Linked DNA regions of Homo sapiens: region 2 is linked to region 1. Evidence: chromatin loops called from intact Hi-C (ENCODE). Cell type or tissue: ovary. All regions are shown on one strand. Each heading gives the region's core, and the rest is flanking DNA. Links, peaks and the distances in the headings are about the cores only. Region 1 holds the start of MIR4540 (microRNA 4540). Region 2 overlaps ZCCHC7 (zinc finger CCHC-type containing 7).

Region 1 (16,462 bases), core at 7,738-12,737:
AAATCAGGGAAGACTTCTCAAAGGAGGTCATTTGAGCTGGACCTTGAAGAGTGAGTTTGCCAGTCTGTGAAGCTGGAGGGATATTGTTGGGTAAGGGACCAGTGCGTGAGAAGCCCCAGGGGAACCAGAGAACATGGGCATCAGGGAGGGAGCTGGGAGTGACCAAAGCCTTGTGGGGCTGGTGGGAGATGAGCTGGAAGGGAAGGCTGGATCTAGGGAAGAAGGGTCCCAGTCACACCCACACCTCAGCCCTGGAAACCTCTGGGCATGAGGCTGAGCATCCAATAGCCTTGCAGAGGGCAGGCTCTGCCCAGGCAGATGTGGAGAGCCAGGGTTGCCTGTTGCCTGTGCCCTCATAGGGTGGGGGGACGAGGGGTCTAGAATGAGGTGGTCTGGACAGTCTATGTGACTAAAGCTCCAGGAACCCTGCACGGAAGTGATGCTGGGAGTGAGGAGAAACTGATACACACATGTAGGCTTTCTCAGCTCTTGCCTGCATTTGGGAAGAAAAGAATTACAAAAGCCTCAGAGATGGAAAGGACTCTGGGGACATGAAGGTCCTACTTGAATTTAGGAGACCTAGGTTCTGATTCTAGCTGCCAGATACTCACAGCATGACCTTGAGACATGACCTTGGGACTCCCTGCTCTCTCTTAAAGCAGGAGGCAGGGCCTGGGGAGGCTGGGCTGAATGCACCCCAGGGGGTTTTCTGCTCCTGCCATTCAAGGTTTCTAAGTCAGTGATGTTTATCCCTGCTCATAACAGCTCCTGACCGAACTGGAGGGCTCCCTAAGCCCTGCCACCTCTGTTCTAAGCAAGCAGAAAGTGCTTCCAAGTTCCCTTCAGATCTGGGGCTGTGAATAATAAGACAGTGGCCCTGGGCTGTCATGTATAATCTGGTAATCACTTCCAAGGGCTGGACTGAAGGAGAAGAGCCTGAGGACTTGTTAACCTTACACACTGCTCCCATGTCTCGATCGGGAAGGCCCAGAAACTGCTGGGGCAGGCCAGGGCTGGCTTTTGGGGCTTGTGCACCTGGGAGGAGGGCTCCCAGACTGGAATCTGCAATCTTAGGGTGAGAGAGAGGTAGTAAAGATCACCATCATTTGTTCCATCTTTGAAAGCAAAGTGTCCCTTTTGGGAGCATGGAGATGGGGAGAGAGAATATCCTAGGCTCACAGGTGCTGGGAAACATTCTTATTTCTCACAACCCCATTGCAAGGACAGCTGAGAAGCAGAGTCTCAGCTGGGAGAGTGCCCTGTCCAAAGCCGGTGCTCACTGGCCCGCCTGGGAAGTGTGCAGTGCTGGGGGAGCTCAGAGCCAGGGGCTGAGGACAGCTTTGGTGCTGCTCTGGGCTGAATCTACTTGTTAGATTTCCCCAGTTTCCAGCTCCTTCTGATGGTGGTTGGCAGGCCCCAGATCCAACTGCACCAACCTGGTCATGAGTATGTGAGAACATGTGTTTGGGATCCTGACTTACAATTTCTTCCTGATGTCCTTCTACTAATGGTGTTTCTTAAAAACAAACAACAAACAAAACGACTGGGCTGTGATGGCTTTTTAGGAGATGAAGGGGAATGCTATCAGAATTTGCTTTAGAAGAAACTGAAGCATTTGCGGAAGGGCTAAGCGTTGGGTGGCTGATGCAGGGTCAAGGTGGGCCTGGAGGGCTTAAAGGTTCTCCCAGCCCTGAGAGGTTAGGGGTCCCCCATTAGTGCAGAGAGGAGCCTGGACGTACACAGCCCAAAGTGAGGGTGTCCTGAGGACAGTGGCCTTGCTGAACCTTAGGCCTTCTTATCCTAATTCCTGATGACCAAGTCAGATTCTGACCAGAGACAGAGTGGGCATGAATCCAGGAGATAAACGCCGAGGACTGGACGAGGACTGCAGCCCGGGTATGCACAGGGCCCACGGAGTGGCAGCAGAAGCCATCCTCAGCCCCTGCCACACAGCAGGTGGCAGAGCAGCCTGACGCCAGGCCTGGGGTTTAAGCCACGCTGCTACAGGCACCTCCCAGTAGCACTGCTTGCCAAAAGGCCTGTCAAGAGGGCAGGTGGCAATTCCCTCTGTTTTGTGGTTGAGTCTTGGTTGGGGGCAAACAGGGAGAAAGTACTCTGGGCCTGGCTTACCTGGAGGTAGGATGGGAAGGAGAGGCTGAAGTCCTAGGAGGAGCCTGGGCCAGGCAGCCCCTGCCCTGAGGGCACCCTATGCAGGAGTGTCCAGGGCTCAGACCAGCCCCTTCTTCTACTGGGCAGCAGCAATCTGAGGGGCTTGGGGCCCAATGCACTCCTTCCCTTTTCTTTTACTTTTTATCACATTATTTACGAGTGCGTCTCTACCTCCACCAGACTTGAGCTCCTGGAAGATGAGGTTGGTGTCCCAGCCAAGACTTCCCACAGGATCCTAAATGAAAGTGCAGGGCCCTGGAGAGGCCCTGGGCTAAAGTCCCAGGAGCTTTTTAGGAATCTACAACAATCTGAGGCCCAAACAAAGCTCCTTTTACCTCTAAAATTAAAATAGGAAACTAGAAAACTGACATTAATAAATGTCATAGTAAATGTTTACAAATTGTAACATTGTTGTTAACTTCATTAACTATTAAATTTAGGGCTTACAAAAATTTCATTACATTTAAAAACCATTTTTAGATTAGATTTTGTTCCTTTAAAAGAATTTCTAAGTTTGTGCCTCAGTTGCAGAGTATTCATAGCTAATCATCAATTAGATTACTTGTGGCCAAATAATTTCAAAAGTAAAATTATAAAAATAAGCTTTTTGTGTTTTTAGAGTGAAAAGTATCATTATTATAGGGCATTTAATGCATGATGTGCTGTGGGGTAGAATGGAAAGGGGCCTCCGTGTCCTAGAAGAAGGGGCTTGGGAGAGAGCCTGTTGAAATGTATTGAACATAATAAATAATTGTGGGGCCTTGAGCTGATCAGGTTGCAGTGGCCATCCATCCATCCATCCATTTATCCATCCATCCATCCATCCATCCATCCATCCATCCATCCATTTATCCATCCATCCATCCATCCATCCATTTATCCATCCATCCATCCATCCATCCATTTATCCATCCATCCATCCATCCATTTATCCATCCATCCATCCATCCATCCATTTATCCATCCATCCATCCATCCATTTATCCATCCATCCATCCATTTATCCATCCATCCATCCATCCATTTATCCATCCATCCATCCATCCATCCATCCATCCATCCATCCATTTATCCATCCATCCATCCATTTATCCATCCATCCATCCATCCATCCATTTATCCATCCATCCATCTATTCATCCATCCATCCATCTATTTATCCACCCATCCATCCACTATCGCTTCCTTCCTTTCCTTCTCCCTTCCAACATTTATTGAGCATCTACATGTGCCAGGTAGTAGCCTAAGGATACAAGATCAAAACTCATGACCCTTGTCAGGCAAATCTGTGAGGGGCTATGGGGGCCAGTTGTGGTAACAGGCAAGCCCAGGGACTCTGGGAACACAGAGAAGGGGGATGGAGCCTAGACTGGGGATGTCAGACACAGAGGGGCTTGGAATCTCTGTACAGTAGGGCTGGGTGGGAGGCATGTCTGAGGGTGCTTTTGCAGAGAGTTTTGCTAAGATTGAGAAAACACATCAAAGAATAGGGGCACAGCTAAAGCTTTCCAAGACATCCCTGGTGCTGCCCTTAGGGCAGGGGAGGAATCTAGGAAGAGACAATTTTCAGGTTTATTGTTGAGAGAGAAACATATGTTAGCCAGTGGGAGGTGGAGTGAGGAGGGAGAAGATGAGTGTTTCAGGCAGAGCAGGAACAATGAAGACAAAGGTTCTGAGATGTGCTTTGCTCCTGTACTTACTGCAGTCTTTCCGAAACCCAGCTTTAATCTACTGGGGCTGTCAGAGTTTGACTCCCTTCGGCTTGCTGGGATCTGCAGCCCCTGTCTCCAAGACCCTGACAGCTGTCAGTCTTCATCTGGACCAACCGCTGCCTCCAACCCTGAGGGTCACTCCACCTGGGATACTGCTATCCAGAGAACTTCTGGCAGTGTCCGAAGCCCTCAGGGCAGTGAGAGCCAGTGGAGCTTGGCTTCTGCCTTCCAAAAGGAGAGTGTTCTCAAATGGGGCCAAACCACCCATGCCCGTAAGCTCATTCTACCAACAAGCCCCATGCTTCCCCACCCCCAACCTGCATGGTGCTTTAGAGTTATCAAGGGACACACAGCTGTTAGCCCCAGTTGCCATTTGAAAGCATGTTGTGAGGTTGGAGTGAGCATATCCATCTCGGAGGCAGGCTGACTGGGTTCGGGAGGTGGTGTTGCATTGCCAGGGGGATAGCCAGTCAGGGAGCAGCTGGGCTTGGCGCCTGGAACTTAGGGTCTCTGAGCCTCCGGTGTCCATGGAGACTGAGAGGAAATTGAGACTATCTATGGGCTCTGGGGCCAGGGAAGGTGCTCCCTCAGGGACATAGGTGGCCTTCCTAACTCGAGTTCTTTTATGGCCCAGGAAGAGCTCTTCCTGCTGGGATGCTACGGAGCTCACACTTGGAATTCTGGTATATTCCTTTCTCCCTCCCCATCCTCACCTGTCTGTGTTTGACACATGTTCCTAGACCCAAATTTAAGGCTCTCTCTTACAGGAAGCCCCCCACCGCAGTCCCTCATCTCCCCACTGTGTGCACCCCCCGGGCACTGCCCATGGTCTGCCATAGAGACCCCGTGCGCCCGTCTCCTGGCTGCGTCTGAGGTCAGGGCTGCCCGGAATTCCTCTCAGATCCTGGCCCTGCCTGCAGTAGGTGCTGCCTGCAGTAGGTGCTCAGTAGCTGTGGGTGGGATTTATCTGAATACAGCACATGCCCCTCCCCATCTTGCCCGGTCCAGAGTCCAGGGCAAGTTAGGGTCGGACTGTGTAATTAAACAGGGCTTGAGTGCTACTGGCACGCCCCCAGTCCTTCTTCCAATATTTGCTCTGGCTTCTAGCAGGAAGACGCTGAGACAATGGCCCTTGTTACCCTCTGTTTGAGTTATTTATTTTTTTCACTTTTCCCTCCTTCCCCTCTCGGGGGACTTGCCTCTCGCCCTCATCCCTCATGTTTTCCCTTTCACTTGACTGTCACTCTCATTGTCCTCCCGGGGCCGGGAACGCGGGGTGACAGGCAAGGGGAGCCCAACCAGGCTGGGAGGCTGGAAATATAGTCATTAATGGGACCCGCGAAGCCCAGATGTCCTCCCTGAATGCGGGTAATTTGTTTTTAATGAAAAACCATGCGGTGACCCTGAACAAATGAATTTTCTTTATAAGGAGTCTATGTGCAACGGGCACAAATAAAGGGCCCGAAACAGGGAGACTTAAATCCAGGGCTGAAAGAAAGAAAGAAAGGAAGAGAGAAGGAGTGGAAAAGAGAAAGAGAGATAAAAGAGGGAGGAAGGAAAAATGTGAAATGACAACTGTGTTACCATACCCTTCGCCTGAAGAGCAATCCCAGGCCAAAAATGCCTTGGGCATTGTCCTGCCAGGGCAGGGTTTCTGACCGCTGTGGCCATCGTGGGGTCTTGTTCACAATGCTGCTAAGAAGACGAACCCCCACCTGGACGGAGCTTTGCTATTCATGTGCCCCTTTCATGTATAATTGCAGTGGAGCCTCACGGTAGCCCCTTTTACAGAGGTGAAAACTGAGGCTTAAATGGTTTGCTAGCAAGTGGTTCAGTCTAGATGACAAGGGAAGGATTTTGCCAATTTGGAGTGTGACTCTTAGAAACACTGTGTTACAGCCCAGAAATTGCTTTCATTGTGTGATGCAAAAGAAGGGTGTGGCACGAGCAGGTCTAAGCGGGGACACCAGGTGTATACCGAAGAGTCTTGGGTTGAAGCAGTTTCCCATAGCCCCTACAACTTTGCACTGGACCTTTGTGAATGAATAGCTTTTCCATGGGCACTGCGGGTGTGGGGTTCCTGGGTAGAGAAGAACTCCCCAGGAACGAGCCAGACACATTTGGAAAAACAAATGCAAAGAAATTGGAATCTAGCCTTGGGAAGCAGGAGACCAACCAAGGCCCCCCCCCCACCACCCCATCCAGGACATTTTGTAGGCTGTAGAGCTGGCCACTGGGGGCAGCGGCAAAGACATTGATTCAACAGAGGCCCTAGCCGAGGGCCTTGCCTTTGGCTTTGGAGAAATCTGCTCTGCAGGAGAAGCTTTGAAGGCTGTTAGCCCTGTGTAGATTGGGCTGTGCCTGTGTGGAGCGTGTTGTGTGTTCAACGGAGAGGCCGTTGTGTGTTCTGTAGCTGCTTTTCCGTCCATCACTGATGGACAGGGCTGGACTCAACCTTAGAAATCAACCCAGGGCTGTGCAGATGAGGATGAGGAAAGGACTTGTTCAAAGTCATATGGCAAGTCAGAGGGGGAGCCAGGTGGCCCTCTTTCTGCCCTATTGTCCCCACCCCCCTCAGTTCCTCACCGAAGCAATAAAAAAGAAGCTATTTTGTCTCCTGTCCTTGTGCAGAACTGGTATAAAAAGGACGGTTCCTGGATGCCCTGGCTTCTACAGCAACACAAATCGAGACCCCCACCTTCACCCCAACTTTTGTTGTGCTCTTCCTGAATGCAGATCCTCTCCCAGGCCCTGGGACCTGGCCAGCTACAAAAACATCTTCTCTTAAGTCTCAGGCTTCTGTGCCTCAGTGGATCCAGGCAACGGTGGGCTCCCCAGGTCTGGCCGAGGTTGGTCTGAGACCTGCAGGTACGCCGGGGCACAGCTCCCCTACCCAGAGTCAGGTAGCCAGACACAAAGAAATGATTGTTTTCTGTTCCTGGGTTCAGTTTCCCTCTGGAAGCTGTGACCCAGTTAGAAAGTCAGACAGATAGAAAAATCTGACCACGACCCCAACTGAGGTTCTGAAGTCTTGGCTTCTATTTAGGCCTCTGCCTCGAACGCTCCCTGGTGAGGCCCGGCCCGCCCGCGCTTCTTCAGCCACCAGGAGCAGACCTTCCTAGCCGCTGGTTTCCTCCATAATTGATGATTTATTCCCCACTGACTTCCAAAATGGATTTGAGGCACCTTCCTGACCTTTCAATAACATCAGCCCCAACCTGAAATCCCTGTCATAAAACAGGAGGACTGCCAGTGGTTCCCGGTGGGGCAGGAGTGGATGCAGATCCACCCCACCTGCCCGAGGATGGGCAGACTTGCTTTTCACAGCGTGGCACCACTGAGCCGTCCTTTGTGCCCAGCCCTGCTCTGGAGCGACCCACGCTTCACTGCTAGGAGGTGGGAGCTCACTTTTTTGGAAACAGCTCCTGTCTGGATGCATACCAGAGCAGGCTTCCAAAAACATACTTTTAATCAAAAGAAGACTACCAGAAAAACTGGGGCAAATTGTGATTTTGACAGTGGACAATTATAAATACTGGGAGGGGTTACTAGTTGGCAAATAAACTCCGCTAGTGAAGTCTTGGATTAATTATACCACCAGTGAGCTGGCCGTGTGGGGTCTCCTGATTATCTTCATTTGCGGAATATGTTCTGGTCTTCCTCCATTTCTTCCTTCTCTCCCTCTCTCCCCAGCCTCTCCCGCTGCCTTCCCTCCTCTCTTCCCTTCCTCCCTTCTTCCTTGACTCACTTATTCATTCATCAGACAATCCCTGAGTCCCTCCTGGGTGCTGGGCCTAGTTCAAAGAATGGGCACAGAAATGACTGAATGAATTTCTCAAGACCTAGGAGAATCGCCCATGCTACCTGCTCAGATGGAAAGAAACCAGCTTGCATGTGGAGGTTCTGCAGGATTGCTAGGCCCAGGGGCTAGGCAGAGACTACTGGGGGACAAGAGGGCAAGGTGTGGGGAGCTCAGAAGCTGAGGGTTGCTGACTCGATGGATGCTCTGGCCGGGCTCACCCTGGGCCTCCCTGGGAGAACTGAGGGAAGCACCTGGAAATCTTGGTCTCTGAAGTGGGTGCCTGGCCTGTGTTTCCAAATAGGGGGCTCTGTATTTAGGAGTGGGGAGGAGCAGGGAGCTGCCCTGAATGGCTGCCTGCTTTGGAAATTTCTATGCATTTGTAATAACAAAATTACCATAATTTGCTCGTTAACGCAGCTAGATCAGTCAAGCATTGTTCCTTCGCGGGCGGGAAGGCCGCGGTGCCTCTCTCTGCACACTCTCCACACCCCAGCCCGCCTGCCAGCCCGTTAGAGTGCTGGAAATTAGCATGCAAATGGTCCTAATTCGGTGGGCGAGCTGTCAGGCAGCGCCTCTCTGGCCTCGTCTCTGTGAAGGCCCTGACAGCCCGGCTCCGGCGCCGGCCCACCCTCCTCACTCCAGCCAGGAGGGGCTCCGAGGGGCACCTCTAGACTGACAGCTTGGCGGCCTCCCTCCCTCCGTCAGCGCCATCAGCCCTGGCGGCAGGCTCCCAGGGGAGCAGGCAGGGCCTGCCACCATGCTGGCCAGGCCGGAGGAGGCAGGCAGGCCGGTGGGCTGAGGGGGGAGGCTGGCCCACGCTCAGGCCCACCAGCCTTAGCTGGCCTGGGCCGATGGGGGCAGGTGAGGGTGGAGTTGGGGTCCCCTGACTCAGGGTCCGGCTGGGGCACGGGGACCCTCACAGCTGGTGGGTTCTGACAGTGGCCCCATGAGGACTCTGGACAACCTTTTCCCACCTGCACATCCACAAGGATCAAGTTCAAGTCCTGCCCTGCTCCCCACTCGTTGTCTTCCAGTCCTGACTTAACACATTGCTCCTCGCCCTCCCCCATACCTGGACCGTCTCTGTCCAGGTCCACTCCTGGAACTCCTCAGGCTCTAGTGGAGAATTAGGGAGGCTGAGAAGCTGCATGGACCAGGACTTGGCACCTTTGGCCTTAGTCCTGCCTGTAGGTTTACCAGCCTTAGAGGGAAGTCACCTTTCTGTCTCTGTACCTCAGCCTGCACTTTTATGGTCTTTTTCCCAGGGCTCCTGTGAGGAAAAGGGCTTGCTTTGTAGCAGTAGCTGACACCTACTAAGCACTTTTATTGGGGGGGCGGGGGGAGACAGAGTCTCGCTCTGATGCCCAGGCTGGAATGTAGCGGTGCAATCTCGGCTCACTGCAACCTCTGCCTCGTGGGTTCAAGCAATTCTTCTACCTCAGCCTCCCGAGTAGCTGGGACTACAGGCACATGCCACCATGCCCAGCTAATTTTTGTATTTTTAGTAGAGACGGGGTTTCACCATGTTGGCCAGGCTGGTCTTGAGCTCCTGACCTCCTGATCCGCCCACCTTAGCCTCCCAAAGTACTGGGATTGGAGGCGTGAGCCACTGCGCCCGGCCCCTACTGTGCACTTCTATATGCCAGTCCTGCACTAATTGCCTTTCATTCCCCGACCTGCGTGTTTTTTGCAATGCTCCCATTAGGCTGCTGTTGATGTTATCCCATTTCACAGAGTAGGAAGTGGAGGCATCGGCTTGCACAGAGTAACTTGCCCAAGTGATAGTACCAAGATAGAGCCTAGTAGGCTCACTGGTTCTAGAGCCCTTTTAACAAGAGAAAACACAGGGGCCTGAGAGCTGGAGCCTGCCTCTGCCTGGCAATGTGCCCTAGAGCATGTTCCTGAACTGTGCTGGGCCTCGGCTTCTGCATTGGTGAAAGGCATGATGACATCACCTGACAGATGATTTGTGCCCCTCATAGTACCCGGCACATCACTGACACTAAATAAATGTAAGTTGAGGCCAGGCACAGTGGCTCACACCTGTAATCCCAGCACTCGGGGAGGCCGAGGCGGGAGGCTCGTGTGAGACCAGGAGTTTGAGGCTGCAGTGAGCTATGCTGGTGCCACTGCACTCCAGCCTGGGCGACAGAGTGAGACCCTGTTTCTAAAAAATAAAAGAATAAAATAAATACAGATTGAAAAAAAGAACCCAGGCGGGTCTGTCTTTGAAGATCCATTGGACTTATCCTTACGTTTTTCTCCTGATCTGTGACAGCAGTGTGAAGCAGCTACCGCAGGAGGGAGAGATCATGCAATAGGGTTTGTCTTAAAGTTTCCCCTGGGCTGTCCCCAGGCTGTTTCTCAGCACCTTGTTCCTTCCTTCTCTTGAGCAGATGAAGCCCCACGCCAGGACTTAGGGTTTGGTGGCTGTAGAGCAGGCTGGACCTCAGTCCCCACTTGTCCAGTCAGCCGGTGACTCTGGTGCAATGAACAACCTGCCCTTCCCTGCGTGCCTGCCCTGCCTGCCCCCTTGGTCTGTTTTAAGGGCATCTTATTGGGCCTTTTTAACCTTCAGATAAATGGAGAGGCGAAAGAGACCCTGAGAGTAGGTGGGAGCTCATGAGCCTGAGTTTCTGCCGCATTGGAGGACCACCTGCTCCCAGCATACAGACTGGCACAGGGCAGATGCCCAGTGAACATGTAAGGAGCCACCTTAAAGAACCTGTGGGCCAAGACGGGAAACAGGCACGCAAACCTGGGCAGGGCTGAACCCAAAGCCGCCCACCTACCTGCTTCAGACCAAACGCCCCCAGCCAGGGGTGGCTTCTCTTTCCTATGTTGCTTTTCCTTTCCATCTTCTTTTTGGTTTGTTTATTGGGGGTCATAGCATGATGGATCCACGTGCCAGCCTCTCAAATCGCTGCTGTTGGGCTGTGTGGAACATCTTTTGGAGAGAACATGATCTGCCAACCACAGGATCTGAAGCAGCATGAGGACCTCTCAGGGGCGCATCTATTCCCACCCCAGAACGCGGTGCTGGGGACTTCTGAAATAGGAAGGCCGGACTGCTGCCTGCGAAGTTCATTGCTGCGGGCGGGAGAATTGACCAGGCTCCCCCTTGTGGAGAATCGGGATGCATCGTCCTCCTGCATTCCTGGTGTGTGGCCAGACAGGACTCCGCACCCACACCCCTCCTCAGTTTACCCAGAGCTTCCACACCCATCTTCTCTTAGAATCCTCACCACAACCCCGTAGGGACCCATTTTTATGGCTTTTGTGACAGGCTTAGCGAGAGGTAGAGAGGCCCAAGATCATGCAGAGCCAGGACTAGAATTCAGCATGCTTTCCCTCTACCAGCTGCCTCCACACACCTGGCCCCGCTCCGTGAGTGCCCTTGGCTTTGGCCAGCTGACCCTCTGCTTGCATAGCCACATGGCCTGGCCCTTCCCAGTCTTGTGGCATTAGGATAGAAAGGGCCAGAGGTGTCCACTCAGTGGGAAGGTCAGTCTTACAGTAAATCCTTGCAACAGCCTCTTTCCTGGTCTCCCCATTGCCAGTCATGACCCTTTAGTCTATTCACAACAACGTGGCTGCAGTGAGCCTGTGAAAATTGGAGTCAGGACACGTCCCTCCTGTGCACACTCAGAGTAGAGGCCAAAGTCCTGACCTATCTCCCACTCCCCACTTCCCTCCCTGGCCTTCTCTCCCCTCTCCCCACCCTGGCTTCTCTCCAGCCACATAGGCCTCCTGGCTGTCCTAGCCACACACCTCCCACACTCCTGCCCCAGGGCCTTTGCACTTGCTGTTCCTTCTGCTTAGAGGGCCCTTCCCACAGATATTCATATGGCAAACTCTTGCTACCTTCATTCTTTCTTCAAAAGTCACCTTTTCAGTGGAGTCATCCCCGGTCACTCCATCTAAAATTCCACCTCCTCCCAATATTTCTTATTCTGTCTCCTGCTTCATGTTTTCTCTTTAGCACCCATCATTATCTAGCATGCCGGACGCTTTGTTTTTACTTGTCTGGTTTACTGTTTTGTTTGTACCACTGGAATATAAGCTCCATGAGGGCAGGGACTGTTATCTGCTTTGTTCAGGGCTATATCCTCAGGACCTGGTACCTAGTAGGCCCTCAATCAGTATCTGATAGATGAATGGATGGATGAAATTGCGACTGTCTGCAGTGGGCCTGGTACCTAGTAGGCCCTCACTCAATATCTGATAGATGAATGGATGGATGAAATTGCGACTGTCTGCAGTGGACCTGGTGTCAAGGCAGATGCCACCAGGGCTCCTCAGGACATCTCTGGGCCCCTCCCACTGAGCCCTGCATTTGCCCTCTTAGGTGGTTTCTTCACTTATCTTTCCTTGGCCTCCCAAGATATCTTTCCTCCCCTCCTCTTCCCTCCCCTCCCCTCCTGCTGACTCCCTCCCTGCAGAGCCATCTCTCAGCCAGGTGTGTGGGCTGGTCACAGGGGATACATATGAAAGTGTAAATCTCCTAGAAAAAAATGGGTCTTCATCAGCACAGGACTGCATGGGGCTCCTGCCTTCTGGTCCAGCCTTGGGAGCTGTGAGGGTCATCCTAATTCAGCTCCCTCCATGGAATGGCCCTGTCAAGCTCACTGAGTCATGGTGGCGGCTGCCTTGTGGCCTGCCTGGAGTCTCCCATAGAAGCCAGCCCTTCTCAGTGGTTAGCTTATGGTGGCTGCCTGCTTAGAAGCCAGTCTCCTTAGGGGCCCCATTTCAGAGGCCGTGGGAACTGGACACCAGCATGCCTCTGAGGACGCTAGCGAAACTCTTTAACAAGGATCAGTGCTTCTCAAGCTTTATTGCACCCAAATCATCAGGGATCATCTCAGAGAGCAGATTCTGCTTCATAGAGTTGAGGGTGGGTGCAGGAGGCTTGTCCTCTAACATGCTGCACACTGAGTACCGAGTCCCTGCCCCCTGTCTCTCAAACTTGCTGTACATTGGCGTCACCTTGGAAGTTTCGACAAATATTACCATCTGCCTCCCCCCGCTTACTCCGAGCTCCCTGTGAACTAGTATGAGATATGGCCTGGTCATCTGGATTTTTAAAGCTTCCCAGATGATTTTTTTTTCTTTTTTGAGACAGTCTTGCTCTGTCACCCAGGCTGGAGTGCAGTGGTGCAATCTTGGCTCACTGCAACTTCTGCCTCCTGGGTTCAAGTGATTCTCCTCCCTCAGCCTCCTGAGTAGCTGGGATTACAGGCATGTGCCACCACGCCCGGCTAATTTTTCTATTTTTAGTAGAGATAGGATTTCACCATGTTGGTCAGGCTGGTCTCGAACTCCTGACCTCGTGATCTACCCGCCTCAGCCTCCCAGAATGCTGGAATTACAGGTGTGAGCCACTATGCCCGGCCCCCAGATGATTTTTTTTTTTTTGAGACAGAGCCTCACTCTGTCACCCAGGCTTGAGTGCAGTGGCGTGATCTCAGCTAACTGCAAGCTCCACCTCCCGGGTTCACACCATTCTCCTGCCTCAGCCTCCTGAGTAGCTGGGACTACAGGTGCCCACCACCATGCCTGGCTAATTTTTTTGTATTTTTAGTAGAGGTGGGGTTTCACCGTGTTAGCCAGGATGGTCTCGATCTCCTGACCTCGTGATCCACCTACCTCGGCCTCCCAAAGTGCTGGGATTACAGGTGTGAACCACTACACCCAGCCCCAGATGATTCTTAATGTGCAGCAAGGCTTGACAGCCACTGGCCTGGGTCACTGCATTATTCCTGCCCGCCTCCACCTCCCCTCAGGGCAGCTTTGCTGTAGGAGAGCAGTAAAACTTACAGGAATTTGCGGACACAGTGAGGAAGGGTGAGGAGCCGGGGAGGGAGGAGGGGGCACATCCCACTCTCAGTCAGCCTTGGGAGAGAGAACCCCAAAGGAATGAATGTCGGGTGCAGACGCTGAAGGAGAGGGGCCACTGAGACCCTGAGGCTGGCAGGGGGAGGGAGGGAGAGGCCCTGGGAGCTTTTTCAGCCAGAGGAGTGACCAGGAGAGCCGAAGCAGCTGGGTGGTCCAGCCTGGGTCTTTGGCTTCTTCCTTGACCCTGACTCTGTTAGGAGAAATAACTCTCCCTTCCCTACTTCAGCCCGGCCCGGCTTTCATACCTGTACAAACACACTGGCCCCAGCCTCCCAGGGTTGCAAGTAATTTATGTGCGCGCCTGCCCCTCCCGCAGACTGTGGGCTCTCCGTGGGCAGGGACCGTGTCTGATTCATCTCCGCCTCTTCCAGCCCCAGGCCTGGCTTGCCGGGGGCAGGAAGGGTGTGCAGAATTGAGCGCGCTCCTCGGGGTGCAGGGGAAATCGGGGCCTCTGTGCTGCTGAGTTCTCAGCACACAGTGAACCCCGAGCGTCCTGGTAGTAATTGTGGAGGTAAATCTTGTCTGGTCTCCTCGCAGACACTTGGTGAGGCATTCCATAAATATGTCAGCAGAAGCATTAAAATTTGATGGCAGGCAGCGCAGGTCGGGACTAGCACTGCGACTTCCCAGCAAGGTATGACACCTTCACCCTCCGTCTCATTAGTCAGCGGCGGGACATTCAGGCCTCAGCGCTGAGCCCAGCAGAGCCAGGGGAGGTGATTTCTTCCAAGGAGGACCCCTGGCTGCTCTGAGGGACAGGCCAAGGTCTGGGCCGCAGGAAAGTAAGTCAGCTTTGGGCTGAGCGAAGGAGTTCCTGAAGGCCTTGGGAATGTGCCAGGAGGTTTGAGGGTCTCCAAGCTGGAGGGGGCTGGGCCATTTTTGGAGGCTGGGAGCCAGTAATAGAGGCTGGGGGCTGGTTTTAGCTTTCCAGTCAGTCTTGTGGAAATTATCTATTTGCCCAAACACAGAAAAAGCCTCATAGAACATTTTTAAAAGGTATGGGATTGGATTCATAATTTTAACAAGCAAAGAGTCATTTGGGCAGAAACTGGGGGGAGGAAAACTATTCCTTAGTGGCAGAAAGACTGGAAACCAATCTTGTCTGTTTCCCACCCTGCCATTGTCCATTTGGGGAAACTGAGGCTAAGTGAACCTGGAAGGGATGGGTAGAGACGGAAGATCAGGGACTTGGACTCCTAGTTTGAGGCTTTCCTTACAATCAAGAATTTTAGGCATTTGTTGAAATATGAGAAAAACATCCTGAAATATAATTTTGCTCAAAAAAAAGTCCCAATGTATCTGTTTTTGCAATAGACACACAAAGCATGTGCTGTGTGCCAAGGATTGAGCTAAGTATCAAATAGCTCCTCACATTTGTATAATACTTTTCAATTCACAAAGGACTTTGAAATGCATCAATATTTAGTCCTCTGAGTGTTGTAATTACCATACTGCAAATTAGGAACTCAGACTCAGAGATTCAGGAGACTTCTTCGAGGCTGCCCAGCTAAGTGGCTGCTGGGCTTTGGCCAGGACTGACTGGCTGCACACCCAGGGGCTTTCCACCACCTCCCAGTTACCAACATGGAGTGGCAGCCACTCCTGCCCTCAATGCCTGTGCAGAAAATCAGCGCTCCCCTTTCTACAATTATTTACAAAAACCATGACGTGGTTCAGAGCTGTCAGGAGCCTTGGGTTTATCGGCCAGTATCCTACATTCTCAGCTGCCTTGTTGGGGAGTTGAAAGCAAGGACAGTCGTGTCTTTGTGGCCCATTCCATGTCAGCACCGTGTGCGTCCTGCTTACTGGCCTCTTTCTTGAAAGAAAGTGAGGACTCCCTTCCCTGGGGACAGAGGCAGTACACTTTGACTCAACAATGCAGCCTGGGCTGGCAGGTGATGGGACAGATTTCGGTACCCACTAAATGACAACATTTGAATGTCCTCAAGCCCACATTGCAGCCACTTCTTACAGGAAGCTTTCCTGGATACCCTAGCTAGTATGAAGTTCCATTTCTACTCTGCTTCTGAATCCATCTTGCCTTTTGCTGGCACCCGAATGTCTAGTTTTGGGTCTAAGAATCCCCTTTAATGCAGGCAGTTCCCTGAGGATTGAAGCCTAGGCGCATTTCACTGAGTATGCCTTACTGGGGGCCTAGCTCTGAGCTCTGAATGGAGTAGGACCACAGTGGATGCTGAATTAAATGGAGTTACCAAAATACACAGCATCACCAGTATAGGAGTCTAAAAGTGAAACATAGTCCCCAAGTCAAAGCTTAAGATAAGTTTTCCCCAAATTTAGTATAGGAGGACAGTGAAGAACTTTAGAAACTTGGGGAGAGATGTTACTTTCTACCATGCCCTACCTTTTAAATCATTCATTCCAACTCTGAAGTTGCTCCAGGTAGACCCATGGGAAGTGTGTATGACTGCCTGAACAAACCCAGTTGAGGCTAGACACACGAGAACCTAGTGAGTTTATTTGACACTTATCATGAATACATGAGTTGGATTTTCCTGGGAATGTAGTTCAATGTTATTCCTACTCAACTCTGCAGAACCTGGGGCCAAGTGGGTTAGGCCCTGGGATGGGGGCTTCTGGCAACATTCTAGACGTTCAAAGAGACTCTTCGGGTTTCCAGGCCAAGCATCTGCCAGTGGCCAAATGGATGCAGAGAAAAGGTGCTAAGGACAAAACCTAGAGCCTTCCTATCTTTGTAATCCGGCTTCAGTCTGGTACTGCTCTTTTTTTGCTTCTCCCTTTAGAAAATTTGTGTATTTTCAAGGTCAGGAGATCAAGACCATCCTGGCTAACATGGTGAAACCCCATCTCTGCTAAAAATACAAAAAATTAGCCAGGTGTGGAGGCGTGAACCCGTAGTCCC
Region 2 (16,462 bases), core at 6,542-11,541, 400 kb before region 1:
TCTGAAGTGGCACAATGTCAGGTGTCTCTTTTTGTCAAATAAGCAGCCATCGATAATTCTTTAAATCCATTATTTCATTAGGAGTTGCAAAATGTGGTGTTCAAACTATTCCTTTTTCATTTGTTGGCACCAATACTTCTCTCTAAAGGAAAACCTCCCCCTCATTCGGGTAACCAAACATTCTTTTTTTAGGTACCCTGAGGTAGAGTTCATATAATTGACACTATATATCAAGGGTTTCTTTTAAGAATTTGAGTTATACAGAAAGAGTCATCTCTGTTTCTTCAGAATGAACAGAAATGAAAGTAATGGCTCCTCCTCTTCTACTACTATTTTTTTTTTTTATTATTGCTGGAAACTACTTTCAATGATGGCCTCTTTAAAGAGGAGATTGTGGGAAAAGAAAAATTCTTATTTTGAAACATTAAAATTCCCTAGGAGGTCTTTTTCTTTTCTTTTTTTTTTTTTTGAGACAAAGTTTCGCTCTTGTTGCCCAGGCTGGAGTGCAGTGACGCGATCTTGGCTCACTGCAACCTCCACCTCCCAGGTTCAAGCGATTCTCCTGCCTCAGCCTCCCAAGTAGTTGGGATTACAGAAATGTGCCCAGCTAATTTTGTATTTTTAGTAGAGACAGGGTTTCACCATGTTGGCCAGGCTGGTTTTGAACCCCGGACTTCAGGTGATCCACCTGCCTCAGCCTCCCAAAGTGCTGTGATTACAGGCATGAGCCACCGCGCCCAGCCTCCTAGGAGGTCTTTTCAATGCTAAGACTTTATGTGTATGTAGTGTATCTGAGTCTTTTCACACGAAAATGCCAAGAACTTGACTCTGATAATATGTAGACATTCAGTATTGGGATATCTCAAGGCCCAATCCTAAGCTTGCTTTTCTATACCAGCACTGCCCAACAGAAATGTAATGCAAGCCACTAATGTGAGATTGGTAATTTTAAATTTTCTAGTAGTCACGTTAAACAAGTAAAATTAATTTTAATAATATATTTTATGTAGCACAATATAGCTAAAATATTTTAACATGTAATCAATGTAAAATATTATTAATAACATGCTTTACAGCCTTTTTTCAGTCTTTAGACTATAACACATCTCAATTCAGACCAGATACACACATAGCTAATGGCTACCAAATAAAACAACAAAGCCCTCTATTTTCCTCAGATAACTGAAACCCTAAGTTAGCCTGCCTATCTATGCTTGTGATTCACAGATATAAAACTCTTGACCTGACCACTCAAATTCAACTGGCCTAGGTGCCTCAAATGCACTTCCTAAAACTGGTCCCTTCTGAGTATTTCCTTAGCATACGCAGGGCACAATCAGAAATCTAGGAGTTGTTTTTCTCTTCCTCATCTCCCATAAATAGTTCCATACCAAGTTCTGTTGATTTTACTTTAAAAAATTATAATTCAGTTATAATCTTTCTTCACTGTCACCTCACTAACCTAAGATAACAACATTATCATATCATGCCTAGAACTTCTTTTGTTTTTTTTTTTTTTTTTTTTTTTTTTTTGAGACAGAGTCTCACTCTGTTGCTCAGGTTGGAATGCAGTGGTACAATCATGGCTTACTGCAGTCTCGATCTCCCCAGTTCAAGCGATCCTCCTGCCTCAGCCTCCCTGGTAGCTGGGACTATAGGCACGCACTGCAACACTCAGTTAATTTTTAAAATTTTTAGTAGAGATGAGATCTCACTACGTTGCCCAGGCTAAACTCCTGGGCTCAAGTGATCCTCCTGCCTCAGCCTCCCAGTAGCCTCTTAACTGGTATTTCTGCAGGTACTACAGGCCCTCTCACCATTCTCTTTTCTGAAGCATAGCTATCTTTTAACAATGGAAATCTGCTCCTATAACCCCTGCTTCATATACTTCATTAGCAACTGCTCTAAAAATAACGTTCAAAACCTTAACATGGCCTACAATGCCTGAAATTTCTGATCTTTACTTACTCTTCCAGCCTCATCTTGCCCTACATGCTCTCTCTCACACTCTTTCAAGCCACAATGGCCTACCTTCAGGACAGCAAGCAAATAATTCATCCCTTCTAGTAGATAGGGTGCACATGTTATTTCCTTGGATCAAAACACTCTTTGCCTCACCATTTCGACTAGTTAATTCTTTTGGATTTCAGCTTAAACGTCACCATAAAAGCCTTCCTTGGCCTCCATACTACGTTAGAATATTATACACTCTCATACTACTGTTTTATCTTTCCCTTATAGCAGTCTGGGTCACTTCTTATCCCTAACATAGCATACAGTAGTATTCAATACATTTGTTGAAAGACCACATGAATAGAGTAGTGAAGGTGATGGCACCCTATTCAGAATTAAATGCCAGAATTGACAACAATAAAGTTTCACAGCTGAGAACAGCATTAGCCCCTCGGAAAGAGTAGAAATTTTGCGGCCGGGCGCGGTGGCTCACGCCTGTAATCCCAGCACTTTGGGAGGCCGAGGTGGGCGGATCACAAGTTCAGGAGATCGAGACCATCCTGGCTAACACGGTGAAACCCCGTCTCTACTAAAAATACAAAAAATTAGCTGGGCATGGTGGCGGGCGCCTGTAGTCCCAGCTACTTGGGAGGCTGAGGCAGGAGAATGGTGTGAACTTGGGATGTGGAGCTTGAAGTGAGCCCAGATCGCGCCACTGCACTCCAGCCTGGGCAACAGAGCGAGACTCTGTCTCAAAAAAAAAAATAGAAATTTTGCTTATTTTTTTTTTTTTCTGTGAGGACAGGGCTCAAGAGTACATTCATGACTTTTGAAGTTTACTACTTTGTTTCTTTGCAAATAAACACCTGATAGGTCTGGAACTTCTGCAAACCTTATTGGCCAGGTAGAGAAATCTGGTAGTGAGTAAAATCTAATTATCTTATAATAGTAGTTGGTTTTGAGAGCACATTAGAGATACCAAGAGCTTTCACAAAAAATTCACACAGAATTTGTTTTGTATTAGGCTCTGTGTTAAGCACTGTGGGGAACAAAAAATCTGAAACACAGTCCCTGCTCTGAGGAACTTCCAATCAAGTTAGTGATGGTACTTGAATGGCATTATAAGAAATGCTAATAGGGCTTAGAGAAAGAGAATCTTGGGTTGATGTGATCACAGAGGAAATCTTCAACTTCAAGAAAATGCAGGCTGGGCCCAATGGCTCACACCTGTAATCTCAGGTCAAGGTGAGAGGATCCCTCGAGCCCAGGAGTTCAAGACCAGGCTGGGCAACATGGTGCGACCCTGTCTCTATAAAAAATGAAAAAATTAGGCCGGGCGCGGTGGCTCACGCCTGTAATCTCAGCACTCTGGGAGGCCGAGGCGGGTGGATCACAAGGTCAGGAGATCGAGACCATCCTGGCTAACACGGTGAAACCCCATCTCTACTAAAAATACAAAAAATTAGCCAGGCGTGGTGGCAGGCACCTGTAGTCCCAGCTACTCGGGAGGCTGAGGCAGGAGACTGGCGTGAAGCTGGGAGGCGGAGCTTGCAGTGAGCCGAGATCATGCCACGGCACTCCAGCCTGGGTGACAGAGCGAGACTCTGTCTCAAAAAAAAAAAAAAAAAAAAAGAAAAAATTAGCCGTGCATGGTAGTCCCAGCTACCCAGGAGGCTGAGGTGGGAGGATCACTTGAGCTTGGGAGGTCGAGGTCGAGGCTGAAGTGAGCTGTGATCATGCCACTTCATTCCAGGCTAAGAGACAGAGCAAGGCCCTGTTCTTCTCCCCTGTCTCCCCCCCACCACCAAATGGGAGACAGAGATGCAATTTCATTAATAGAAATCATAAATATAAAAAGAGAAGAACACTTTCAGCAAGAGGGAATGCTAAATACAAGCGACAGAGAATTCTGTTCTAGGGCTGAGTATACTGTTTTGGCTAGTAAACTAAGAAGATTCATCTCACCTTAATCCTTAGTTCTGTCTCTAAGGATCAAAACAGGTCATCAGAATAGAGAATCAAAGACTTTTTATATTATACTAATTATCTTAGCCAAGAAATGATGAGGATTAATAAACTTTGCAACCCATCTTCCAAAGCCTTTGAAACTGGGCCTGAATGGATAAATTAATTGTACAGGCATATCCCACAGACTGTATTCCGGATAGTATACCTCTCTCTCTCTCAATATAACATTTTTTTGACCATTTATACAGAAAAACTTAAATTTATTTCCCAAAAATTCAGTATGCATGGGAAAAGTCTCAAGTTATCTTCCAAATAACACTGGTATAACATATACATCACTGTTAGACTTTGTTTTTTGAGACAGAGTCTTGCTCCATTGCCCAGGCTGGAGTGCAGTGATGCAATCATTGCTCACTACAGCCTTGATCATCCCGGCTCAAGCTATCCTCCAACCTTAGCCCCCCAAGTAGCTAAGATTACAGGTGTGTACCACTATACCTGGTTAATTTTTCTGTTTTTTGTAGAGATGGAGTCTTGCTATATTGCCTAGGCTGGTCTCAAACTCCTGGGCTCAGGTGATCCTCCCACCTCAGCCTCCCAAAGTACTGGGATTACAAGCATGAGCCACCATGCCAAGCTGGTAGACATTTTTAAAACTGAGTCTAGTGCCAACATGCTTAGCATCATAAAGAGACAATTAAAAATTAATAACAGGAGTGTAAAGCTCTATTTTTATATATTTTTAAAGCTGTATTTTAAAATGTTTTACCCTAAAGCATTAACTACTTTCCCTGATGATTTATCAAATCCTGTCAAGAACTTTATAGCTCTTTACACATCCCTAAATTTAAAAAAACAAATAAATTTACAGTTGTACTATGAGCTCCTCTGAGTTTCATAGTTTTGTCTGTAATAGTTCATTCTTCCTTTGCCCATTTTGGCCATACCATCATTTCTTGATACCTAAGTGGCATGGTGTGCAGAATCTTCTTTAATATGGTAACTAAACTTTACATATTAAGCATTTGCATTTGGGAAGGTCATTCTGTTTTTTTGGATGAACTATATAAATGAAGTAGGTTAAATCATTTTAGTTTAAAAAAGGAATTAAAGTGTTGTTTTTACCATATTGATACAGTAAATACAGTTCCTACTCTTTTCTTTCTATGTCTGACCTTAAAGAAGAAGTAGAAGTGGCATTATGCTAAGATCTTGAGGAAGAAGTAGGAATTCAACATGCAGGGATTTGGGGAGGGGATGAAGGAAGAGAAGATGGGTATCACAAAGACAGAGACTGATTTGAGGATGAGAAAAGAGGTAGTGAAGTATCAAAGCCTGAACCATCCAGTTTGGCTCATGTGAAGGAGTGCTATGGCATACAGCCTGAAAAAAACAGACTAGGGCCAACACTGAGGGGTGTCAATTCTAGGCTAAACACACTATCCTCAATTTTAAAGGCAATAGGATACCTTTGAAAAAGGAAAATGGTCGCTGGAAAACAGAAAGCCATGATGAGACCTCTATTTTAGGAAGATCAGTCCAACAGCAATATGGAAGAAATTTAGAGAAGCAACGAGATGACAGATTATGTTTTGGTAAGAGATAAGGGTTTCAACTACAGTGGTAGCATGAGGACAGAAAAAGATGCAAATACTACTTAAGTAGAACAAACAGTATTTGGCCACTTTCAGAGAAACATAAACAAGACTTGGATAATATAATTTCAATCAAAACAAGCTAAAATCAGAAACTATTAAATAAAAACATGGCTAGAAACAAGTTGGTTGAACTGGATTGGGGATGGGAGGAATGACGAACTTTCTTTCGTGATCTCTGACAGTGTCTCCAATTCGCTGATCCTAGGAAGTAAGAAAGAATCCCTTTACTAGGAATCCTAGGATCCTAGGAAGTAAAGAATACCTTTCATCCTGTAAGGTATTTAAACTGGAACGTGATTTAAACTGGAACGTCTACTTACTTTTATTTAAACTGAAAGCATGAAAAAGGAGAAGGCAAATGTAAAAGGATTCATTCCCATAATGTAAAAAATGAATCATGTGCTTCTTGATCCTGTCTGCTGAAAGATTCCTTTCTCAAAGAGTATTACCTAGGGAAGAGATTCATAATTGCTAAATGGATAGATGTAGTTCTTAACCAGGAGGAAGAACATCTGTTTTCTCTCCTGATGGGATACAGGTTTCCTAGGCTACAAAATTTATCATCTACCCTACACTGCCACACACATACATAAATTCAGAAATACAGACTGAAATGCAAGAACACATAGATAAAAGCTTGTTTTTTCACAAGCTAACTCCTAAACATTAGAAGGGCCTGCTCTTACACTTCAAACATATAGCTTTTAACAACTCATTTTACAGGAAATTTTTACTTCTCTGATGAGAGTTCAGGTTTAACTGCTATGGAGAGGACTAGAGAAAACAGCATACAGAAGGTTGCCTAAGCAATATAAAGTGAGGCATATAAAAAGATCTGGTTACTGCTTGTAATTTATGGTGCTAGCTCTGTACTTAGGAGGAAATATATCCAAAACCAATTATGTATCAAGAAAACTCGTAAAATAAAATAATATATTAAATGCCTACTTTTCTAGTCCTCTGCAATCTGAAGTTAAGTTAGGAAGCCACAATTTAATGAGGCAACAAATATTTAACTATTTAAATTCTGCTGTGGTGTGTTCACAATACACAATAAAAAAGGCAGTGGGATACATAAAAGTTACACAATTCTCTGCCCTCCACAAAAAAAAAGACTATTTAAAATATCTTCATCAGTACACAGGTTTGATACATTAATGTAATTGGTTGATTATGAGAAGAAAAATCAAGTATTCCATTAAGTCTGGTTTAACAGACACTGTAATACCTTTTTCCGTTTTGGGAATGTCATATATTTTTAAAAAATTAAACGCATTTTATTTTATAAGTACTATTTACATTTGTATGCCATTTATTGGCTTACAAAATGCATTTTAATATTCTTATTAATGTTTAATTTTCACAAGCATCCATTGTAGGAATATTACCTCCACATTATAAAGGAGAAGTGGGCAAGTCTGTCACACAACTAGTAAATGACAGCAAGGATTCAAAATCAGGTCTTGAAAGGTTTAAACAATCTCAACACCAAAGACAAGCAAAGAGATAGTATTAGTTTAAGATCTTAGAAATGTAATGCATATATCAAATTAAAGACTCTTGGGCACTCGTTTATCCATGATCACCAAGTTCAGGAAAGGTCTTGGCTGGAGGAAGAAGTGGCACACGCCCTGACCTTGTTGTAAATAACTTCTTTCTACAATTTGGATGTGATTTTCATGTTTTCTACGTTTAGAAGTTACTCTTAATAATTTGCTTCATAAGTAATTTTAAAGTATTGATTAGGGTTTTAAAATCTATCAAAACTGAATTGATTGGCTGGGTTTTCTGTCTTAACTTGAAAAAGGAAAAGAAATTCTAGCTAACTCAAGAAGAAATTTCCATGTATCCAAAACTTTGCACCCCTTCTGCAAACGTATGTGTGTAGTGTACAATGAAATTTGCCACGTGAAAAATAATTACATAAAATTGTCTAAAAGGTAAAATGACTAATAAATGAAAAGGCCTGATGTCTTCTAGTCTTTTGTTCTTAACTGTAGGATTTTAAAGAGGATATGCAATATTAGTATGCTTCCTTAGTAAATAATGAGTTATACTGAGTTACTACAATATATATGAACTTTAGAAACAACATGTCATAAAAAGTTTTCTAGGAATCTTAATAGAAATAGCAACTAGTAGCAAGGTACAAATATAAATGGGAAATACGATAAAAACCACAGGTTTTTTTTTCATTCCTTCCATTTTAAAAATACAAAATATAAGGGTATATAGAAAATGTAAGAGTATATACAAAATATAAGGTATATAATAGGAAAAGGCTGGGATAAACTGCTACTTTCAACAAGAAAGTAAGATTCTAAAATTCTGGTATTAAAGTTTTGTTAAGCACCATAACTGATGCGAATCCCATAGGTCCCCAAGTCTAGAGTCTAAAATAAGGATGGGCTTATAAGAAATAGGAATTGAAGAATAGAGAATTAAAAAAATAAAAACATAAGCACTGGTTTTAAGAAGAATCACCAGTAAACTCATGTACAACATGAATTATTAACAGTAGAGAAAATCTGATGCTCATTTTTAAGAAAATATGTAACAAAAAATCTTCTATGAAAAGAACATCTTGGGTAATCCACTTATTTAAGACAGTTCTGAAAATCTCTTTTTCCCAAAGTGGATAGACAAACTAAGAAACATCTTCTAAGTAAATCTCAAGAATTTAGTAAACAAGGGTGGCACAAAATTTGTCCATTAAGACTGAAGTAATGGGGCAAAAATCTCAGGTGGATAGAATGCCTACAAGAACGTGGGAGAAAAAAGATGACCCATCTTTTCTGTCAACAATGTCTTTTAAGACATGAAAAGTAAGGAGCTACAGCAGAGCTTTATACTACAGTGTCACAAAATAATGTTAAGATCAAAGATGATTAAAACATCCATTTATTTGGCAAAATGTATGATTTTCCCTGGTATCCACCGGGAGTTCTGGAAGGCATAGATGACCAGGAGAGGGCAGCTCACCACTGCAGCTGTGAGTAAACTGTGAAGACGCGAATCCCTTTCTTTGCAAACAAGGGGACACTATACTTGTATATTTCCCATAGTCAACTAATAAAGAAGATACTGCCATTAAGAAATCAAAACCACACATGAAGTATAATAGTATAAGTTATTGCAACAAGTAACTAGTAAGAAAAATTATTGATAAGTAAATTAGAGTTCATAAAACAAGATGATGCTAAAGTTCCTGCCCCCTCAGATAAACTGAATATATAGCTAGCAACTATAGTCATTATGACTATGTTTACTATCTTTTTATACTTCAGTGTACTTTCTGTAAATAACTACTTTCTTAGAGTTTATCTAAAAAAATCTCTTTACCAAAAAAAAAAAAATCACCTTTTTCTACCAACCAAGTTCAAAATTCGGCACACTTTCTCTTGGATCATGTGTAACTCTGAAATATGTTCTACTTATGATCTGTATGTTGCTAGCAAAAACATACAGATTGCTATTGTCAACCACAATCCAATGGAGCTGCTTTGTTATCATCAAAAGTATAAAAATGGGAACTTTTCTACAATGAGGAGACTCTAGACTGACATAATTTCTTCCTTATAGGCTGAAATCTTTCACGCAATGAGTGTGCGGATAAAACAATTTAAGCACCCAGAATCATAGTTCTCATTTACTAAGACCTCTGGTTCCTATTAACACAAGACTCAGAAGACAAATTACTAGATTACAAATCTCAAAATTTATTTTCATCAGTATATTACTTGCTGCTTAGATGTTTACCTTGACTAAAATTAGGAGAAAAAAACTGAAAAAGAACAAAAGCAATACTGATTACATAAATGGTTAAAAGGTAATTGCTTAATTACGGAATTTCACTTCCTTGTGAGTTTTTCATTTGAAGTTTAAAGTAGTACTTCCAAGCCTTTTTCATGTCACAGTGTTCAAGGAAAGGTGTTTATAGAGCACATTAGGGCAAATGGAGCAGGGCACCTTCAGACAACTGACCCAGAAGCTCCTGCCAGGCCACCCTGAGAACACAAGGAATCAGTATCTTGCTCACCACAACTTATTTTTGCAATAGATGTGGCACATCAGTTAGGAAGTGATAATGTAAATATCTTTGGCCAAGGTTAAGAGGATAAGAGGAGGATCAAACAGTAACTCCAATTCTAGTTCATTGAAGACAGCATTTTACAGCATAGAAATGCTGTGGGAAGCAAAGAAGTGGCTGAGTGCAATCTGGGGTCTGTGTGTTGACTTTGACGTCTTTACCTTTCATATACATTGCTTGTTTCAACTCTTGTCCATTTTACAGAGGACAAAAGACATTTAGTTAGAGAAACTTCCTCTAAAAAAAATCTGTTGACGTCTTAAAGAAGAAAAAAATGACAAATGAGGCTATGAGACATTTTTCTTGATTTTCTTCTTTAAAAATGTCTCTCACATAGGTACAAGATTACAAGATTAAGGGGGACATATATGGTATCAACAACCACCAAAACTCTGGTTATCGGCATTGATAAACAGTAGGCCATCCATATCAAGCAGCCAGTGGTGAGAGCTAAATAATAATCTATGATCCCTTTCCTTCAACCAAAAAACAAACGAACAAACAAAAAAAGATCAGAAATAATAAAAATCCAAGTGGTAATTAAAAGAAAGATATAGAATAAAACACAGCAAACTAAATCAACAAGAGTATTTTGATAGAGCAGTTTGTCTGAACTCCATTTCAAAAGCCTTCCTCTTAGAACCCCAGTCAGATTCAATAGCTACAGTCCTGGCTGCCAGGGAGTTCAGCTTCCATAAGGCTCCTAGAGGAGTATCAAGTCTTACTAAGAAGGTAGCATGTTTTAAAACAAACTCACTGAATACCTGCATGAAAACTACCATGTCTCTGCCCCTAACAACTATATAGGTCCCATTAAGGTCAAATAGTTCATCTTAGGGAAGTCCTGAACAGAGCAATTTAAAGGCAGTTTAGTAGTCTTAGTACTTCGGCAATATAAATGGGCAGAGTAAGCTTACCAGGTATGTAACTTGTGCAGTCACACATGGGCTTGCTCTCAAAAGGGGCCTCTATTTAGTTGAACGGTCCTTTGTCGCCATCTTGAACTTGTTAATGACTTTGAACTTGTACTTTGTAGATGAAGACCAGTGGGACAATGGAGCACAGAACAGAGGAAATATGTCAAGTGTCAGCATATGCACTAAGCAGCTGGACTGGCTGCCTGGGCCCAAATGTGAATACCTGGGACAGACGTGGACAACACAGGGCACTCAAGGCAGTGGCCAGGACTGAGCCCAGATTGGCAATGGCAATGATGGCAGCAGCCCCATGAAAGAGCGGCTCAGCACTGGGGATATACAGTGGAAAGCCAAAGTACTCCTCTTCCTGGAACCTATCCTAACAGTATATGCGCAAATATTAACTCTCCAGCCTAAGGACCAGGACAGGAAGTGTTGGTGCTCAGAGAGTAAAACCTTTGTCAGCATATTATTGCAAAGTATCCAAGTCATGGCACCAAAAATATATCAGAATTCATCAAGGCATTTATAATCTCCAGTTTTATAAACCACTGCAACATTGCAAACCAAATAGCAATAGCTTTAGAAAGAGAAATTGAATATAAAGATTGTCACATTTGGTTGAAAAGAACAATATTTTTGTATGAGAACCAACTGTTTTAATGAAGAACCAACTGTTAATGAGAAGGATTATTTTAAATTTAATGTTTCCATATCTTCATACCTGAAGATATGAGGTAGGATGCACAAACAGACATTCTGAATTATATACAAGTCATGAAGTCATTTGGTTTCTTGGAAGTTGTACAACTTCCAAGTTACAAGAAATAGCAGAAAGAATATTTAAATACCCCTGTATAAATCTACACTTAGAATTAAATCTATACACAGAACTGATTTGTAGAGTTAAAGCTTTTAGAAAAATTGTTCTAAAAATTAGCTCTAGATGTTCTAAATTTAGATTTTGAAATAATTTATCAGAAATTTATCCTAATGTTGTCACAGCCTATAAAATGTTCTTAACAGTGGCATCAGTACAAGGCCTGTCCTCAAAATCAAAAATTATCAAAAAATATTTGTAATCTTGCATTTGCCAAACATAATTGACATTACTTCCAATTATATAAATTAAAAATGAAACTTTATAAAAGTATAAATTTTGATGACTAAAATGAATTTGCAGAAAAAAGAGCCAGAAAGTCATGATTAATCAAGATTTCACAGTGATAAGGTATTATTTATTTACTATCTTTTATAAAAGCATGATACCCACAAACATAATTTTGAATTTGTGTTTACTTATTTATTGCTATTAACTCTACCATGTTTTTCTTCCCAAAGGAAAAAAGCTTTAAACATTAGCACTCTTAACTGTACTTTTCCCCTTGCTTTTTGAACAAAGGCCTGCATTTCATTTTCATTCACACTGTATCCCACAAATTGTATAACCAGCCCCGACCATTAGACGCTAACCCAAGTTTTTTTTGTTTTGTTTTTCATTTTTTCTGCTACATGTTATAATAATCCAAGTTTCTTTTCGATGCTTGCCTATTGTCTTACAAAACTCCTCTGCTTCCTGAAAGCCAACCTTAAACAGCCATCCATGCCCTACCTGTTTTGTCCTTAATTATTTTTCTGGCCACTTTTCTTTAACTTCTGTGCTACAATCCTACAATCCTGATCTTAAAAGCCTGGGTTTTTAAATATCTATTTTTTGCTTTTCTCTCCAATTCCTCCAATTTGTTACTAAAATATTGACAATTAAGCCCTCAGAACAAACTTTTTTTTTTTTTTTTTTTTTTTTTTTTAAGAGACAGGATCTCGCTCTCTCACCCAGGCTAAAGTGCAGTGGCACGAACAATCACGGCTCACTGCAGCCTCAACCTCACAGGCTCAAGCGATCCTCCCACCTCAGCCTCCCAAGGAGCTAGCTGGGACTACCGGCATGTGCCACGCCAATTTTTGTATTTTTTGTAGAGCTGGGTCCCACCATGTTGCCCAGGTTGCTCTCGATCTCCTAGGCTGAAGTAATCTGCCCGCCTCAGCCTCCCAAAGAGCTAGGATTACAGGCATGAGCCACAGCATCTGGCTCCTTAGAATAATTTTTAACTAATTTCTGTTTATTCCCTGTATTCATCCAGTCACTAAATCTTATCAGATCTCCTTTGATATGCCTCTTGAATCTGTGTATTAACCCCATGCTGACTGTGATCATCCTGGACAGGATCCTGGAAACCTACTGTGAGGAGATATCTTATCTCACATGTTCTCTTTAAAGCAACTCATTTGATCCTTGTCAAACCCCTGTAAGACAGGGAGAGGAGGCGCTGATGTAAAAATGGTCCTATTTTATAACTGGAGAAATTGAGGAACAGAGACATAAAGGATAGTGCTCAAAGTCATGATAAAAGCAAACTGCTCAAGGGGGGTATGATGAGATATCCTCCATTGCCCAGCGATATCTATTCTCCTGAGTCCTTTAATTTGCAATAAAGCTTTCCTCAGATCAATTTCTCATCCAGGGCTTTTATACTTATGAACTAGAATACAAAGTATAGTTCCTAATCTTACAATTTTAGGACCAGCTATACCCCTTGCCCTAATAAGATTTTAATCTCTGTGTTGCTATAAATACCTGAGGCTGTGAAATTTATAAAGAAAAGAGGGTTTATTTGGTTCACTCTTCAGCAGGCTATATACAAAAGAAGCATGGCACCAGCATCTGCTTAGCTTCTAGTGAGGGCTCAGGAAACTTAGAATCATGGCAGAAGGCAAAGGGCGAGCAGGCGAGTCACACAGTGAGAGAGAGCTTAGCAGTTTTCAAATTTTTAAGTCTCAGGATCCCTTTATATTCTTAAAAATTGAGAGCCTCAAAGAGCCTTTGTTTATTTGGTCTGTTACTATTAGTATCTCCCATACTAGACATTAAAACTAAAAAAAAAAAAATTAAATAGTTCTCCACTAATTTAAAAATAAAAAATAAATAAAAGTGAAACTTCTATGAAAAATCTATTTTCCGAAATGAGAAGAGTGGCATTGTTTTGTATTTTCAAATGTCTTTCCATATCTGGCTTACTAGAAAATAGTTGAGTTGTCATATCTGGCTCTGTATTTAATCTGCTGTGATATGTTGTTTTGACTGAAGTATGTTCTGGGAAACCAGAATATGCTACCCCAAAATAGGAAGGATTGTTCTACTGAAGGTAGTTTTGAAGGAGCAGATGCAAGAAACCTCTCTGCCTTCCACTTGCCTAAATCAAGACATAGATTTGCAAAGACAAAAGGTATCCTGCCCACCTCTCTACTAGGAGAAACAAAGGTTAACCACTGAAGACAACTTTAGCCTGGAAAAGAATCTGTGTTAATAAGCTTCACCAACTAGCCTCTACCCGCCATATTGATTTGCCCTTCCAAAATTTACTACGGCTACAGATTCAAAGTCCTTTTCCTCAGTCTTGTATTCTCTAAAAACTTACTGTTCTTTGTTGAAAATGCTCTATTCAAAGCCACCTTGAAAACTACTAATTCCATGGGTGTCTCCCATGTATATATAAAATATACATGTCAATAAACTTCTGTCTTTTGTTATAGGTATCCATATCCAATGAAGAATCTATGAGGGTTGAAAAAAAGTATTTTTCCCCTATGGTATGAAGATTATCTGGCATTACACAGTTATGCAGTTGAAAAAGAAAACAGTAATTCAATTGCTTTTTACCATACCTATGGAAACTGTTCTTTTACACTAGGCCAAAATTAACAGGTGATAGTTTCCTAAAAGTTAGTTACAATGTAAAATCTAAAATTGGTCTCTCTTGGACAGTAAATGAAATTTTCACTCATGCATAATTTTGTAACATAATGAATGGGTCATGTGGAAAATACTGGTTCACCGAGTTTTATTTTGTGTGTACAGTACTTCCCGTTTCATCATACAGAATATTCAAAGACATGTACTAGAGTATTGAGGCTTAATAAAATTATTTTTATTGCTTCAAGAACATTCCTAAGTGAAACTAACTAGCTTTTTAAAAAAACTACAGGCATGTAGAAATAACATATAGAATATTATTAGTAAGGTTTCATGTAATTGCCTTCATTCATTCTAAGGAGCCAGAACTTTTACTCCTTACTCCTTATCATCAGTGGAAATGTCAACACATTGAAAAAGGTAAATAACTTCTTAGTATTACTAGCAACACAGATTTGACCTTGAAGAAAGGGACACTGAAAGGAACCAGGGACTCCCAGAGGTACACAGACCACACGATGAGAACTACCATTGTAGGCTGTTGGCTAGTATATAAAGAAAGAGTACATAAAGCTGCACAACACTTGGCATGTGTTTTTGACAATCTGGGGAAAAAAACAAAGATCCATGACCTATCATAATTTATAAATTCTGCTGACTCATGAATCTGAATGGCAGGTTCTACAAGGCTGCTGTTTGGAAGCTAGTAACCAGTCAGAAATGGCATTTTATCCTAATTTCATCAGGTAAATGCTGGAAACAATGTAGAATGCTTATTAAAACGTCACCTACTAATGTTGATCTGAAGAAGTCAATTAAAAATATCTGTTGGAAGAAAATACATGTTACATGGAAAGAAGTAAAGAAAAATCTGTTATAGTGATAATCATTAATTTAGGATTTTGCAAAGACCTCAGGACAATTCCCTCAGCACTGTTAAGAATCTGTGGCTGGGCAAAGCTCATTCACTTATTTTCTCATTTCTTGCACTCTAGAACCTACCACAAGTCATCTATAGTCCCATTTTGATAAAGTGAATCAAGACAAAGAGCTAAAACCAAATGATAGGTTACTCATGGTCTCCCAAAGGGCTGATAGAGCACTATGATGCTCATCCATTGATATCTACTCAATTATTTATAATCTTTCCTGCCAAAGTAGCTCATTTCAAATGCTCAGTGTTGGCAAATATTAAAATACAGTAGCCTTCCATTATCGGTGGGTTCATGTTCCACAGTTTCAGTTACCCGTAGTCAGCTGTAGTCCAAAAATATTATATGAAAATTCCAGAAATAAACAATTCTTAAGTTTTAAACTGCACGCCATTCTGAGTAGCATGATGAAATCTTGCACTGTCCCCATGAGGATGTGAATCATGCCTTTGTCCAGTGTATCCATGCTATATACCTTATCTACCTGTAAGTCACCTAGTAGCCATCTGGGTTATCAGATTAACTGTTAAGGTATCACAATGCTTGTGTTCAAGGTCAGTAGTAGCCTAATACTACATCACAATGCTTACAATGCCTACATTATTCACCTTACTTCATCTCATAATTTCACATCAACACAAGAAGGGTGAGTACAGTGCCACATTCACATTAACTGACATTATGCTATACTGTTATAATTGTTCTATCTTGTTGTTCTCTTATTGTGCCTAATTTATAATTTAAACTTTATCATAGGGATGTATGTATGTATAGGAAAAAACAATGCATACAGGGTTCAGTACTATCTGCAGTTTTAGACATCCACTGGGAATGCTGGAATGTATTCCCTAAAGATAAGGGTAGACTACAGTATAAACATCCCAAGAGGCTCTTCTGATACTAGTTATAAGGCATCAGCAGTGGCAGCAATGTGAGTAGTATTAGTGATTATTTGAACCATCAATTTACATGCATACCATATGTTACAGATTTCCAAGAACAGGTTGAGTATCCCTAATTCAAAAATCCAAAAAAAAAAAAAAAAGAAACTTTTTGAGCATTAACATGGCACTCAAAGGAAATGTTATGCTCCACTTTAAGTATATAACACAAATATCTCAAAATTTGAAAAAATCCAAAATCTAAAACATTTCTGGTCCCAAGCATTTTGGATAAGGAATACTCAACTCGTA

What was found. Hi-C counts contacts between places; a loop is a spot of excess contacts. Peaks named below come from ENCODE experiments on the same cell type or tissue, not always from the same donor. Only the 100,000 strongest peaks of a DNase experiment are listed, where the experiment ranks them.
Region 2: a loop joins it to region 1, with 8 times the contacts of the local background. A loop is called at or near these places in 23 of 110 quality-filtered maps.

Annotation. Positions count from the first base shown.
Region 1 is chr9:36,856,671-36,873,132 of GRCh38, reverse strand. All of the region lies in intron 8 of PAX5 (paired box 5), which reads left to right. MIR4540 (microRNA 4540) reads left to right here and starts at 8,825; the gene lies at 8,825-8,879. RefSeq lists enhancers at 4,502-5,193, 8,237-8,346. In ovary, for the core only: no CTCF peak of the experiment used is centred there; a DNase peak (open chromatin) is centred at 10,781.
Region 2 is chr9:37,254,690-37,271,151 of GRCh38, reverse strand. All of the region lies in intron 2 of ZCCHC7 (zinc finger CCHC-type containing 7), which reads right to left. Among named protein-coding and RNA genes, the nearest start is that of LINC01627, 130 kb to the left of the region's middle. In ovary, for the core only: no CTCF peak of the experiment used is centred there; no DNase peak of the experiment used is centred there.